Linked DNA regions of Homo sapiens: region 1 is linked to region 2. Evidence: read pairs that join two places in POLR2A ChIA-PET (ENCODE). Cell type or tissue: A673. All regions are shown on one strand.

Region 1 (8,000 bases), 87 kb after region 2:
GGAGTGCAGTGGCATGATCCCAGCTCACTGCAACCTCCACCTCCCAGGTTTAAGAGATTCTCCTGCCTCTGCCTCTTGAGTAGCTGGGATTACAGGTGCCTGCCACCATGCCCAGCTAATTTTTTGTATTTTTAACGGAGACAGGGTTTCACCATGTTGGCCAGCCTGGTCTCGAACTCCTGACCTCAGGTGATCCAGTCACCTCAGCCTCCCAAAGTGTTGAGATTACAGGCGTGAGCCACCATGCCCGGCCCATTTACATATATTTTTTAATTAATTTTTTTTTTTAAAACAAGGTCTCGAGTGTTACCCAGACTGGAGTGCAGTGGTATGATCATGGCTCACTACAGCCTTGACTTCCTGGGTTCAAGCAATCCTCCCACCTCAGCCTCCAAAGTAGCTGGAATCACAGGCATGTGCCACCATACAGAGCTAATTGTTTCATTTTTTTTGTAGAGACAGGGTCCATCTATGTTGTCCAGGCTGGTCTCGAACTCCTGTCCTCAACTGATCCTCCCGCATCAGCTTCCCAAAGTGTTGAGACTACAGGCCTGAGCCACCACGCCCAGCCACCTTACAGTGCTGAGATTACAGGTCTGAGCCACCACGCCCGGCCACCTTACAGTGCTGAGATTACGGGCCTGAGCCACCACGCCCGGCCACCTTACAGTGCTGAGATTAGGGGTCTGAGCCACCACGCCCGGCCACCTTACAGTGCTGAGATTACGGGCCTGAGCCACCACGCCCGGCCACCTTACAGTGCTGAGATTACGGGTCTGAGCCACCACGCCCGGCCACCTTACAGTGCTGAGATGACAGGCCTGAGCCACCACGCCCGGCCACCTTACAGTTTTAAAAGCTTCAATACTTTTCTATTTCTCCCTCCCATTCTCATACCACATTTTCTACCTCAAAAAGAAATCCCATCACCTCTCAGTCTTAAACATTCCAAACGTGTTTTTCTTTCCACCAGAAGATAAACCAGGAGAGGAAGAAGAATCAAAATTCTGAAGGACTCTTCATCAATACTCTTCTAACTGTTTTGGAAGGAGATCTGGCTGGGGCAACCCATGCTGGGCTGAGTGGCTGTGAGCTGTGGGTATGGCGTAGGGTACAAGTCCCTTCTCTGGGCTGGGCCTCAGTGTTGTCCAAGGGGTGAGCCCCAGGCCTGCCCTGGGGCCAGAGGTGACAGTGAGGGGCTTGAGGAAGGGCCCGGCTGGAAAGATGCATCCTAAGTTTGGTGGGGTTCTTTTTCATTCCCTATAAAACACGGTGCAGAGCATTTTGCTCTTCTACACCATACATGATACACAGAAAAACCCCATGCGGCTCCTGTGGGGACTGTGTCCACCAGCAGAGGACAAGGGCATTCTTCTGTCTGCAACAACGAAGGCAAATGCGAGGACGGTAATTTTTCCTTTGACAAAATGAGCTTAATGTTGTTTTAATTGGAGACAGGATCTTGGTCTGTCACCCAGGTTGGAGCGCAGCGGCACGAGCATGGCTCACTACAGCCTCAACTTCCCGGGCTCAAGTGATCTTCCCATCTTAGCCTCCCAAGTGTCCAGGACTGGAGGAATGCACGACCACACCTAATTTTTAAATTTTTTGTAGAGAAAGAAGTCTCACTATGTTGGCCAGGCTGGTCTCGAACTCCTGGCCTCCAGCAATCCTCCCACCTCCCACCCGGCCTATATCTTTTTTTTCTTTTTTCAGACGGAGTCTTGCTCAGTCGCCCAGGCTGGAGTGCAATGGCACGATCTCGGCTCACTGCAACCTCTGCCTCTTGGGTTCAAACGATTCTCCTGTCTCAGCCTCCCAAGTAGCTGGGATTACAGGCACCGACCATCATGCCCAGCTAATTTTTGTATTTTTGTAGAGACAGGGTTTCACCATGTTGGCCAAGCTAGTCTCGAACTCCTGACCTCAAGCAATCCACCTGCCTCAGCCTCCAGAAGTGCTGGGATTACAGGTGAGAGCCACTGTGCCTGGCCACGGATTTTTTTTTTTTTTTTTTTGGAGACAGAGTCTCCATTGCCAGGCTGGAGTGCAGTGGTGCAATCTCAGCTCACTATAACCTCCACCTCCCAGGTTCAAGGGGTTCTCCTGCCTCAGCTTCCAGAGTAGCTGGGATTACAGGCGTGTACCACCACGCCCGGCTAATTTTTTTATTTTCAGTAGAGATGGGGTTTCCATGTTGGCCAGGATGGTCTCAATCTCTTGACCTCGTGACCTGCCCGCCTCGGCCTCCAAAAGTGTTGGCAAACAGGCATAAGCCACCGTGTGCCTGGCCTTTTTTTTTTTTTTTTTTTTTTTGAGATGGAGTCTCACTCTTGTCGCCCAGGCCGGAGTGCAGTGGCATGATCTCAGCTCACTGCAACTTCCACTTCCCAGGTTCAGGCAATTCTCCTGCCTTAGCCTCCTGAATAGCTGATTACAGGCACACACCACCATGCCCGGTTAATTTTTTGTATGCTGGCCAGGCTGGTCTCAAACTCCTGACCTCATGATCCGCCCACCTCAGCCTCCCAAAGTGCTGGGATTTCAGGCGTGAGCCACCGTGCCCGCCCGGCAATGGATAATTTTTCACATCCACTTTTACGGTCTAAATGTTCTACAAGAAGTATTATTTCACAATATTTTTAAATTTAATAATATGTTAAACTTTAATCATTTAAGAAAGACTATAAGCATCATACCAATTCAGTCAACAAGTATCTGAATTTCTCAGGAATAACCTTCCTAACATAATACCAGCAGCTCCAGCCCAGCATCCCACTCACTGGTCAGCTGGAGGCTGGCCCCCACCAACTGCCCAGGAGCTGAGTGGATCCAGCAGCAAGAACCTTCTACAACCAACCGCTAAGCTTTATATTCTATTCTTTTCCTAAACAATGTTTTCTAACCTTAAGTGCCTACCAGAAGCTGCTGGAGACCTCATTCAAAATGTATTGTGTGTGTCTGTTCTAATGTGTCTGGAGTCTGACTGACACAAGGCACTCCTCTTCTGTTTTGCCTAAGTCAGATCCAAGGCCAAAAAAAGCTTAAAAACATTTCAAACCCATTTAACTCTCAGATGCCTGGGGCAGAAGATTACAGTCCCAACATACAACAGACTGCCTAAGGCGAAAACCTGGGTGTGTTTCTGGGAAATCAGGACATTCAGAGGCCTCAGTGTGTGCTGGAAAATTCAGAAAGCTACACACATGCCCAGGGCAAAAGGCCCCCTCTGCGAAGACCTCCTCGGCCTCGAGCTTGCTTTCACTCTGGGCTGATCCCTAGGCCAAGGGCAAGCCCATCAAGAGTTCAAGGAGGGCTCAGGCACAGAGCCAGTTCGTAAAGACTGTAAGAGTTCCTGGCATTCAAGGAAATCTTTGTCAAAACACCAACTAAACACAAGCTGAGGAACAAGGACTTCAGTGACTACATAACGAAGGAAGATAGTCTGCAATAACAATAGCTTGGAAAAGTCGTTAAATAAAAGGGCCCCTATATCCTTTGGCAAGCAAAAAACCCCACCAAACCCAAGGAAAGGAGAAGAATCTGATTTCCAGAGCTACTGCGTTCTCATCATCACAGGTCCAGTTTGCAACAACAACAAAAATCACAAGGCACACAAAGAAACAGGAAAGTATGACTCAGTCAAAGAAATAAAAACTGACAGAAACTATTCTGGGGAAGGCCAGATGCTGGATTTGCTAGACAAAGACTTTGAAACAACTGCCTTAAATATGCTCAAAAACTTAAATAAAAACACAGGCCGGGCACCGTAGCTCACACCTGTAATCCCAGCACTTGGGGAGGCCGAGATGGGCAGATCACCTGAGGTGAGGAGTTTGAGACCAGCCTGGCCAACACGGTGAAACCCCATCTCTACTAAAAATACAAAAAAAATGCCAGGCACGGTGGTTCACACCTATAATCCCAGCACTTCGGGAGGCTGAGACAGGCGGATCACCTGAGGTTAGGAGTTCCAGACCCGCCTGACCAACATGGAGAAACCCCATCTCCACTAAATATACAAAATTACCTGGGCATGGTGGCGCATGCCTGTAATCCCAGCTACTCGGGAGGCTGAGGCGGGAGAATCGCTTGAACCAGAAGAGGTTTCAGTGAGCCCAGATCGCGCCACTGCACTCCAGCCTGGGCAACAAAAGTGAAACTCCATCTCAAAAAAAAAACAAAAACAAAAACACACAACTAAAAGAGATAAGGAAAACAACGTGTGTGTGAACCAAACAGGACTATCGACAGAGACAGCATAAAAAGGAACAAAACAGAAATCCTGGAGCTTTTAAAAGGTACAATGACAAACATGAAAAGCTCATGCTAGCAGTTCAATAGCACATCTGAGCAGGCACAAGAAGAATCAGGAAACTTGAAGATGGGAAGACTGAGATTCTGCTCCCGCAAGTCTCCTCAGAAAGGAGAAAGAACAAAGAAGACGAGCAGAGCCTAAAGGACCTGTGAGATGTCAGCTCACCAACCAACCATGGAAGTTTGAAATGGGCAGAAAGAATGTCTGAAAAAATAATGGCCAAAACCTTTTCGAGTTTAATGAAAGACAAAAATTTTACAAATCCAAGAAGCTCAACAAACTCCAAGTAGGATAAACTCACAGGACCCAAAATGAAACACATTTTAATCAGTGTTGAAAGCCAAAAGACAAAAAAAGAGAGAATCTTGACAGCAGCAAGAGATAAGCGACTGGATAACTGTTAACAGCTGACTTCTCATCAGAAATCACGAAGGCCAAGGCCGGGCACGGTGGCTTACACCTGTAATCCCAGCACTTTAGGAGGCTGAGGCAGGTGGATAAGCTGAGGTCAGGAGTTCGAGACCAGCCTAACCAACATGTGGAAACCCCATCTGTACAAAAAATACAAAAATCAGCCAGGTGTGGTGGCAGGCATCTGTAATCCCAGCTACTCCTAAGGCTGAGGCAGGAGAATCGCTTAAACCTGGGAGGTGGAGGTTGCAGTGAGCCAAGATGGTGCCACTGCACTCCAGCTGGGCGACAGAGCAAGAACCTGCCCCCAAAAAATGTGTGTTTTTCAGCACTCAATAATTAACAGGTAGATTTGTGTCAACAAGAAAAGGCATAGCCTGAAAAACAACTTTTAAGAGAGAACAAGATAAAAGATCCATGGAAAATAAATATTACTTCTGGGGACATGTTTCAACGAGTTCGTTACCATCTGTAAGAGGAGACAGGAACAGGAGTGAGTGCTGAGGCACCCAGTCACTAAAGTCAAACCTGGATGGGCTGAAGTGTGTGGTGAGAAGGATCAGAGCTAGAGACCATCTCATGTGCGATAAGGATGTGCTCCAGTAGCGCAGTCCCAGGAGGGTCTCCTCCAGAGCTCTGCTAAAGTTCTCAGCAAGAAGGAGCCTGGCCCCTCCTCTAGCCTGAGGCATGACGACCTAGAGCCAGGTCTGTGCACATGCTCTGCAGGAGAAGCAGAAGAGCAGCACCCGGTGCAAAGACTCGGGAACAACAAGCCACCAACTTCATGGTCTGACTTGTTCCTATATTAGAGCCGCAACAACTATCAAGCAGTACGACAAGTCATGTGCCCTGACACACATTATTAGAACATTTTTATTCAATCACAAGAAATTTTGTCCATGTGCAGCCAGGCTTCCACAGGTTACCCCTCTACATATCAGCCATCTTTTCTTTTTTTTTCGAGTCGAGGTTTTGCTCTGCTGCCCAGACTTGAGTGCAATAGTGCAATCACAGTCCACAGCAGCCTCAACCTCCGAGGGTCAAGTGATCCTCCCACCTCGGCCTCCCAAGTAGCTAGGACTAGAGGCCCTTGCCACAACATCTGGCTATTTTTCTCTTTTTTTTTTTTTTTGAGACAGTGTCTTACTCAGTTGGGACTACAAGTGTGTGCCACCATGCCCGGCTATCTTATCTACCTATCGACCTGAGACAGGGTCTCCCCTTCTGTTGCCTGGGCTGGAGTGCACCGGTGTGATCTCGGCTCCCTATAGCCTCCACCTCTTGGGCCCAAGTGATCCTCCAACCTCAGTCTCACGAGTAGCTGGGATTACAGCTGCGCACCACCACACCCAGCTAACCTAGCTGTGCCAGGCCCAGCTAACCTACAGCTGTGCGTCACCACGCCCGGCTAACCTACAGCTGGGCACCACCATGCCCGGCTAACAAAATTCACGTCGTTTCAAGTCAATGATGGGCCGCATATATGAGGGTCCCGTTAAGATTATGATGGAGCTGAAAAATTCCTATTCCTAGCCATTGTGATGTCATAGTGCAATGAATTACTCATGAGTCTGGGGTGATGCTGGTGTCAACGAACCTACTACGCGAACAGCCGTATGAAAGTACAGCACATACGATCGCGTACAATATGTAATACTTAATAATAATAAATGACAGTTACTGGTTATGTATTCACTGCACTATACTTTTTTTTTTTGAGACAAAGTCTCACTCCATCACCCAGGCTGGAGTGCAGTGGCACGGTCTCGGCTCACTACAACCTCTGCCTCCTGGGTTCAAGCAATTCTCCTGCCTCAGCCTCCCGAGTAGCTGGGATTACAGGCGTGTGCTACCATGCCTGGCTAATTTTTTGCATTTTTAGTAGAGACAGGGTTTCACCATGTTGGCCAGGCTGGTCTCAAACTCCTGACCTCAGGTGATCCACCCGCCTGGCCTCCCAAAGTGCTGGGATTACAGGCGTGAGCCACCACGCCCGGCAGCACTATACATTTTATCGTTAATTTAGAGTATACTGCTTCTACTTATTTTTAAAAAGTTAACTATACAACAGCCCCAGGTAGGTCCTTCAGGAAGTATCCAGAAGAAGCCGTTATCACCGGAGGTGACAGCTCCATGCACGTTACTTCCCCTAAGAACTTTGGAGTGGAACAAGATGTGGAGGTAGAAGACAGTGATACTGCTGGTCCTGACCCTATGTAGGGCTAGGCTAGTGTGTGTTTCAGTCTTAGTTTTTAAACAAAAAAAGTTTAAAAAGAAAAAAATAATAATTTTACAAACAGAAAAAAGCTTATCAAATAAGAATACAAAAATATTTTTGTGGTCAGGCGCGGTGGCTCACACCTGTAATCCCAGCACTTTGGGAGGCCAAAGCAGGCAGATCACCTCAGGTCAGGAGTTCGAGACCAGCCTGGTCAACACGGCAAAACCCCATCTCTACTAAAAATACAAAAATTAGCCAGGTGAGGTGGCTACTCGGGAGGCTGAAGCAGGAGAATCACTCGAACCCGGGAGGCAGAGGTTGCAGTGAGCCACAATCACACCATTGCACTCCAGCTTGGGCCACACAGTGAGACGTAGTCTCAGAAAAAAACAACAAAAATATTTTTTTATGTCTGCACAATGTGTGTTTTAAACTAAGTATTAGTTTATAAAGTAAAAAAAAATTATAGTATGTTAAGACTAATAAATTATTTACAATTTTTTTCTTTTACCTGACAAGAAAACTCTTTTTAAATACATTTAGGCCAGGCGCAGTGGCTCACGCCTGTAATCCCAGCACTTTGGGAGGCCGAGGTGGGTGGATCACCTGAGGTCAGGAGTTCAAGACCAGCCTGGCCAACATGGTGAAACCCCGTCTCCACTAAAAATGCAAAAACTAGCTGGGCTGGTCTCGGGTGCTGGTAATCCCAGCTACTCGGAAAGCTGAGGCAGGAGAATTGCTTGAACCAAGGAGGCGGAGGCTGCAGTGAGCCGAGAACGCGCCATTGCACTGCAGCCTAGGCAACAAGAGCGAAACTCCATCTCAAAAAAATAAATAAGATGGGCACAGTGGCTCACGCCTATAATCCTAGCACTTAGGGAGGCCAAGGTAGGTGTTTACCTGAGCTCAGGAGTTCAAGACCAGCCTGGACAACATGGTGAAACCCCATCTCTACTAAAATAAAATAAAATAAAATAATTAGCCGGGCGTGGCGGCGTGAGCCTGTAATCCCAGCTACTCGGGAAGCTGAGGCAGGAGAACTGCTTGAAC
Region 2 (8,000 bases):
GGATGTAAACAGAGGTCATTTCACCTCCCTGCCCTTTTTTTTTTTTTTTTTTTTTTTTTGGGAGATAGAGTCTTGCTCTGTTGCCAGACTGGAGTGCAGTGGCACAATCTCAGTTCACTGTAACCTCTGCCTCCCGGGTTCAAGCAATTCCTGCCTCAGCCTCCGGAGTAGCTGGGACTACAGGCGCACACCACCAAGCCTGGCTGATTTTGTATCTTTAGTAGAGACAGGGTTTCACCATGTTGGCCAGGATGGTCTTGATCCCTTGACCTCATGATCCACCCGCCTCAGCCTCCCAAAGTGCTGGGATTACAGGTGTGAGCCACTGCGCCCGGCCAACTTTCCTGCATTTTTGTGTGGGTTTGTCATTTTAATAACGTCAATATTTAAAGGCCCTTAGTAATGCAAATGTGGCCGGGCACCGTGGCTCATGCCTGTAATCCCAGCACTTTGGGAGGCTGAGGCAGGCGGATCACAAGGTCAGGAGTTAGAGACCAGCCTGGCCAACCTAGTGAAACCCCATCTCTACTAAAAATACAAAAATTAGCTGGGCATGGTGGTGCACGCCTGTAATCCCACCTACTCAGGAGGCTGAGGCAGGAGAATCGCTTGAACTGGAGGTGGAGGTTGCAGTGAGCTGAGGTTGTGCCACTGCACTCCAGCCTGAGCGACAGAGTGAGACTCCATCTATAAAAAAAAAGTAATAATAATAATAATGCAAACGCTTGAGCCAGATCGAGGATATTCTACTTTCAGACTTTTCTTATTTTTTCCAGACACAGTAGCATAAAAATATCACTTCTGTCTGTTTTGCTCGGTTCTGAACCTAGATGGAGTGTTTGATGATGTCTCTCTGAACCTCAGAGACGTCTCTTAGGCTGACCTTCACCCAGGCGAGAAGCACTCCCTCAGCAGAGCCAGCCCACGTGCACTCGCCGAGCTCCAGGCCTGGCGCTGGCTACCTGCCTCCAGAGCTTTTTCTTCAGGAACACTCCTTTTCTGTGTGGTATTTTCAGTGTTTCTCAGTTTCAGTATGATAAGAACAGGAGCATAAAATGTTTGGGTTTGACTCTTGAGGAAAGCAACTCTGATCATGTTTTTCTTTCCAGAATTGTGGTGGTTTTGGACTCCATGATTAAGGTGTTCACATTCACACACAATCCCCATCAGTTGCACGTCTTCGAAACCTGCTATAACCCCAAAGGTGAGAGATTGAGCAGACGGGTGGCGATGGGAAATGGGTCCACATGGAGATGCCTGTGCTGGGCACTCCCTTCTCCAAGCAGGTCTCTGAGCAAAGTGCTTGGCGAGAGCAATCCTGAGCACAGAGGGGCCTCCAGAGGAGATGGACCTTCCAGGACCCACAGCTCAGCATCCCCAAACTACCTTCTGACCAGAGTCACAGAGTGGGGGCCCCTGTCCCCTCCCACCCAGTGACTATGGGCTCTCAGAACCTCCACAGTGAACCAGGAACCTATGTTTTCACCACTTCGGGAGCCACTGAGTTCTGGACTCAAGCCTTTCCTTCCCTTGTCTTCTGAATTGGAGGATTGATTGTGTTTGACTTTGTCATTTATTGTACCATCTTCATATCTTTTTATATTGGGGGTTTTGCCTCTGGCTTTGTTAGGGTAAAATTTACAAAAAACTGACTCGTTTTAAGAATACCATTTGTGGCCGGGCGCGGTGGCTCACTCCTGTAATCCCAGCACTTTGGGAGGCCGAGGCGGGCGGATCACAAGGTCAGGAGATTAAGACCATCCTGGCTAACACGGTGAAACCCTGTCTCTACTAAAAATACAAAAAATTAGCCGGGCGTGGTGGCGGGCACCTGTAGTCCCAGCTACTTGGGAGGCTGAGGCAGGAGAATCACTTGAACCCAGGAGGTAGAGGTCGCAGTGAGCCGAGATCACACCATTGCACTCCAGCCTGGGCGATAGAGCAAGACTCTATCTCAAAAAAAAAAAACTTCAATAAATTTCCGTCATTGTAAACAGTTGTGTAGCCACCGTCACAGTCAAGACAGAACAGTCGGCCGGGCGCAGTGGCTCACGCCTGTAATCCCAGCACTTTAGGAGGCCAAGGCGGGCGGATCACGAGGTCAGGAGATAGAGAGCATCCTGGTCAACGTGGTGAAACCTCATCTCTACTAAACATACAAAACTTAGCTGGATGTGGTGGCGGGTGCCCATAGTCCCAGCTACTTGGGAGGCTGAGGCAGGAGAATTGCTTGAACCCGGGAGGCGGAGCTTGCGGTGAGCCGAGATTGTGCCACTGCACTCCCGCCTGGGCGACAGAGTGAGACTAAAGAAAAAAAGAACAGTCTCTTCTCCTGGAAAACTTTCTTGGGACAGTCCCCTCCCCACTCAACCCTCAGGTTTTGTTTTTTTACATGTATTTGTCCTCTGTGTGTGTGTATGTGTGTTACTTTGTTGGTCCCTTCGGCCGTGTTTTGGCTATTAGGAAGGAGGAGTGTCGTGCATGTTCCCATAGCAGCCTTTGTGTGGGTAGTTTCATGTCTCTTGGGTCGATCCTGAGGGTTCGACTGCCCGGTCACAACCATGTTGTGGTTGTGTCTGACTATAAAATGCGGCCGTTTATTTTCCAGAGTGGCTGTGTCCCCTTGCGTCTCATCCATGATTTATGAGTGTTCCAGCATTGTCGGTCTTTCTAGCTGTAGCCGTTCCGTGCGTGTGTGATGATATCTCACTGGTAACGGCATCTCCTTGTGGTTTTGGTTTGCATTTCTCTGAGGACTGGCGGTGGCGACATCTTTCCCTGTGGTTCTTCCCTTTCGAGATCTTTTGGGAAGTGCCCCAGATGTTTTGCCCATTTTTTAGCCGGTTGTTTATCTTATAATGAGATGTAAGAATTTTTTTTTTTTTTTTTTAATATGAGATGGGGTCTTCCTCTGTTGCCCAAGCTGGAGTGCAGTGGCATGATCTCGGCTCACTGCAGCCTCTGCCTCCCAGGTTCAAGCAGTTCTCCCACCTCAGCCTCCTGAGTAGCTGGGACTACAGGCACACCACCATGCCTGGCTAATTTTTGTATTTTTAGTAGAGACGGGGTTTTACCATGTTGGCCAGGCTGGTCTTGATCTCCTGACCTCGTGATCCACCTGCCTCGGCCTCCCAAAGTGCTGGGATTACAGGCGTGAGCCACCGCGCCCAGCCCCATTTTTTTTGTTTGTTTTTTTTTTTTTTTTGGAGATAGAGTCTCGCTCTGTTGCCCAGGCTGGAGTGCAGTGGTGCGATCTCAGCTTACTGCAACCTCCGCCTCCTGGGTTCAAGCGATTCTCCTGCCTCAGTCCCCCAAGTAGCTGGGATTACAGGCACCCGCCACCACGCCTGGATAATTTCTGTATTTTTAGTAGAGACGGGGTTTCATTATGTTGGCTGGTCTCAAACTCCTGACCTCAGGTGATCCGCCTTCCTTGGCCTCCCAAAGTGCTGGGATTACAGGCGTGAGCCACTGTGCCCGGCCGTAAGAATTCTTTATATGTTGTAGATTTAGCCTTTTCCCTGGCACACTTTTGCAAGTATTGCTAAAAGATTTCTTTTATGTTTTCTTCTACACATTTGGTAGCTTTTCATCTAAAGTTAAATCTTCGATCCATTTCAAGTACATTTTGTATTCAGAGTGAGGCACACGCCTGGGTTCCTTTCTGTTCTATGTGGATATCTAAGCTTGGTACCTTTGTTTTGATTAAATAAATACAAGGTTTTTTTTCTGGACTTTTTGTTCTCTTCCATTGATCTGTGTTTCTGTCTTTATCCCAGTACCATCCTGCCTTGATAAGAGGTTTAAAGTAAATCTGAAATTAGGTAATATAAGTCTTGCAATCTTCTTACTTTACAAAAAAAAAAAAAATTTTTGGTCATGCCTGTAATCGCAGCACTGTGGGAGGCCAAGGCAGGTGGATCACAAGGTCAGGAGATTGAGACCATCCTGGCTAATATGGTGAAATCCCATCTCTACTAAAAATACAAAAAATTAGCTGGACATGGTGGCAGGTGGCTGTAGTCCCAGCTACTCGGGAGGCTGAGGCAGGAGAACGGCGTGAACCTGGGAGGCGGAGCTTGCAGTGAGCCGAGATCACGCCACTGTACACTCCAGCCTGGGTGACAGGGCCAGGCTCCGTCTCAAAAAAATAAAAAATTTGGGCTGTTCCAGTGCCTTTATTTTTCCTTATAATTCTTAGTATCAGCTTGTCTTTCTTCAAGAACCCTTTCTGAGAGGTTAGCTGTGATCACACTGACTGTAGATGAGTTAGATAGTAATAGCCAATCTTCCAGCCCACGATCACAAGACCAGCTCTCTCTCAGATCTTCTGTGGTCTTCCTTTGCAAGATGTTACAGTCCATGGATAGGTCTTGTACATCTGTTAACTTATTCCTCCGTTTTTTAATATTTTTACGCTGTTGCTGATGGAGCAGCTTTTAAATTTTATAATTTTGCATTGCATTTTCGGTGGCGTGTACCCTGACGGACGGACAGTTGGTAAAGTCGTTAATTTTGCATTGCATTTTCGGTAGCGCGTACCATGATGGATGGACAGTTGGTAAAGTTGTTCAGCAGATGTCTTGATTATGAGGAGGTCTCATGCGAGGTAGCTTTGCTTAGCCCTCTCATACTCTTTATTTACAATGAAAAATCTTTAAATTGAATTTGTGGTTCTGATATTTATAAATGATATACATCTATTTTTTCGGAGAACTTTGGGGGCAGAAAGTGGACTTTGGCTGTGAGAAATCAAAGGCAGTTCTTGATTGGTGTCCTCTGTCTCCACGCAGGCCTCTGTGTCCTTTGTCCCAATAGTAACAACTCCCTCCTGGCCTTTCCGGGCACGCACACGGGCCATGTGCAGCTTGTGGACCTGGCCAGCACGGAGAAGCCACCCGTGGACATTCCTGCACACGAGGGTGTCCTGAGCTGCATTGCACTCAACCTGCAGGGAACAAGAATTGCAACTGCATCCGAGAAAGTAAGTGTGCCACTCACCTTGTTGGTGTTGTGCCTCCTGGAGCAGCAGGCTCAGCAAAATGGCCATTCCCTGTATCAAGACTCAAAAGGCAGTGGGCCTGCCCCAACCTGGAGCCCCTCAGGGGCCTGTGGACCTGGCTGGTCATGTCATCAGACAGGTTGAAGTCTTCACAGGTCGTCTTGTGCCCAGGGACTGGTTTTATTTCTAATTATTTACAAAGCAGTGTCTTGTAAAATATGATAAGCCAAAGAAACAGGGCCAGGGGCAGTGGCTAAACCTGTAATCCCAGCAATTTGGGAGGCCAAGGCAGGCGGATCACTTGAGGTCAGATGTTCGAAACCAGCCTGGCCAAGATGGTGAAACCCCGTCTCTACTAAAAATACAAAAATTAGCCAGGCATGGTGGTGTGTACCTGTAATCCCAGCTACTCGGAAGGCTAAGGCAGGAGAATCACTTGAACCCAGGAGGTGGAGATTGCAGTGAGCTGAGATCATGCCACTACACTGCAGCCCGGGTGACAGAGTGAGACTCCGTCTCAAAAAAAAAAAAAAAAAGAAACAAAAATACGTCCACATCCAAGTTGATTACAGTGATCAGATATGACAGCTTTGTCATATTCTCATAGATTTTGCAGAACCACTCAACTTCTGTGCTCCTGTCTTCACAGCCTGATAACACACAGCTCAAAACCCTTTTTTACCTGCTTAGTAACGTGTCTTCATTGAATTACCACCAGATTGTAACTGAAAATATTGACGTATTGGACACATTGTCCTTTGATTTGCGAGGTCAGAAGAACTGTTAATTTTTTAAAATAATTTTAAATCTGGGGTTCTTTATACTTCTTTTTGCCTGAATTCAGATTTTTACAAAGAAAATTGGTATCTTGTACTATAGTTTTCATTGAAGACTGCAAACCCGGTGTTACTTTGTAGGAAATTATAAATTGTTAAGGAGGTGAGACCGCAAGCCGGTGATGGTATCCGTTTGTGGGCACAGTGCACTGAGGTTCAGTGCGGCCCTGCTCCTACCCTTTCACGCGGTGCCAGTGCCAGGGTCACTCCTCAGCACGTGGGGACACGCGGTTTGGGGCGTGTCCCGCTCACTCCTGGGACTCAGCTGAGAACAGGTTTAGTTATTTCTAGGTAGTTTTTGTTTTGTTTTGTTTTGTTTTTTGAGATTGAGTTTTGCTCTGTCACCCAGGCTGGAGTGCAGTGGCGTGATCTCAGCTCACTGCCACCTCCGCCTCCTGGGTGCCAGCGATTCTCCTGCCTCCACCTCCCGAGTAGCTGGGTGACAGGCACCCACCGCCATGCCTGGCTAATGTTTGTATTTTTAGTAGAGACGAGGTTTCACCATGTTGGTCAGGCTGGCTTGGAACTCCCGACCTCAGGTGATCCACCCGCCTCAGCCTCCCAAAGTGCTGGGATTACAGGCGTGAGCCACCGCACCCAGCCCTTTAGGTAGTATTTTTTAGAATGGTATCATATTAGCAACAAAATAGATATAATTTTGTATGAATTAGAAATGCGGTTCCTCTGTATTTTTGGTACATTTTTTCTTACCCTTTTTATCTTTAGATTCTCCATCCCCACTCCCTGCAACTTTTCTTCTTTAGATAGAATCCCCGTTACAAATGTGGATGCTTCTCTGCTTCCTGCTTTCTTAGCCGCAGCGGTGCCCTCCGGGTTAGCCAGGTAGATGGGATTACGCAGAGCCTTGCAACATCTGTGACCCATCCCGTGCTGTCGGCAGTCACCCCGTGAGGCTGCTCCTGCCTTGTCCCCCACAAGCTGGCTCCTTACTGCACCCCCAGGAGTAGGGGCTGCTGGGTTGAAGGATATAAAGATTTTTTGTTGGATGTTGTCAGAGTGTTTGACAAAAGATGCAGCAGTTCTCGTTTTCCCAGCTGTCAGAATCAGCTGAAGAGTCCTCCTCGTTCTGGAGGAGATGTTAAAAACTTCCCTGAGGTCTTGGGCACCTCTTTCTTGGGAAAGCCAGCATAGCTGACATGGATGGGTTTAAGTCCTTTTATTTTTTTTTTTTTGCCTCACCTTTTTGATGGCCGGATTCCCGTGCTGCTTTTCCTAGCTATCTGAGGGACTTAGGATTCGGACAGTGCTTCTCAGATGAGCTCCCTGTGTAGCAGGAGCAGGGAGCCTGGGCCTGGGTGTTCCTCCTGGGTCTCAGCCAGGGATGCGGGCATCCAGGGTCAGTCCACCCTGCCCGGTCAGGAGGTTGTCTCTGGAAGCCTCTCTTGACTTGTGCCCAGTGCCGTGGGACCAGGAGCCACCAACCAACTCGTTCTCAGGGGCACAACTGTGTGCTGGCAGTTGGAGGAGAAAGTTAAGTAGTAGATGATGTGGGTGAGTTTGAGAAAGGCTTGTGTGGACTAATGGATTTGTGAATGTGAGTCATTTCAAAAACTAACGAAAAAGTTTTGAATCTTTGATAATGAAACACTTCACTGTTTTTCAAAGGGGACGCTTATAAGAATATTTGATACTTCATCAGGGCATTTAATCCAGGAACTGCGAAGAGGATCTCAAGCAGCCAATATTTACTGGTAAGGGCACCTCCAACTTCACCGGAGAAGAACTTCGGGCTGACAGCACGGAAGTGGGCCTTTGGGATTTGGGAGAGGGGGTAGGAGCAGCCACCCTCCCCCGAATAAGGCCAGAGGAGGGAGAAGCTTGGGCTGCTAGGGGGTTGGGTTTCAGCTTTTTAAATTGTGATTAACTTTAAGTTTTTATCGTGGGAAATTACACAGAAGTAGAAAGAATGTCATAATTAACCCTGCTTCAGCATTTATTAGTATTTGATGGTTTTTGTTGTTGGTGGGTTTTTTTTGTTGTTTTTTTGGGGTTTTTATTTTGAGGGAAGGTCTTGCTCTGTCGCCCAGGCTGGAGTGCAGTGACGCTATCACAGCTCACTACAGCCTCGACCTGGGCCCAAGCGATTCTCCTGCCTCAGCCTCCTGAGCAGCTGGGACCACAGTTGTGCACCACCACGCCCG

The links. Peaks named below come from ENCODE experiments on the same cell type or tissue, not always from the same donor. Only the 100,000 strongest peaks of a DNase experiment are listed, where the experiment ranks them.
Region 1: POLR2A ChIA-PET joins it to region 2 with 16 read pairs; 5 of 35 experiments call an interaction of 5 or more read pairs at or near these places.

Annotation. Positions count from the first base shown.
Region 1 is chr17:82,531,936-82,539,935 of GRCh38, reverse strand. The region is part of intron 1 of FOXK2 (forkhead box K2); the gene reads right to left. Among named protein-coding and RNA genes, the nearest start is that of FOXK2, 16 kb to the right of the region's middle. RefSeq lists an enhancer at 3,968-4,553 and a silencer at 5,249-5,543. In A673, no CTCF peak of the experiment used is centred here; a DNase peak (open chromatin) is centred at 3,595; H3K4me3 peaks cover 423 bases; H3K27ac peaks cover 3,310 bases.
Region 2 is chr17:82,618,593-82,626,592 of GRCh38, reverse strand. It overlaps WDR45B (WD repeat domain 45B), which reads left to right. Exons shown (of 10, transcript NM_019613.4): 5 at 1,110-1,204; 6 at 4,794-4,984; 7 at 7,465-7,550. Among named protein-coding and RNA genes, the nearest start is that of WDR45B, 26 kb to the left of the region's middle. In A673, no CTCF peak of the experiment used is centred here; no DNase peak of the experiment used is centred here.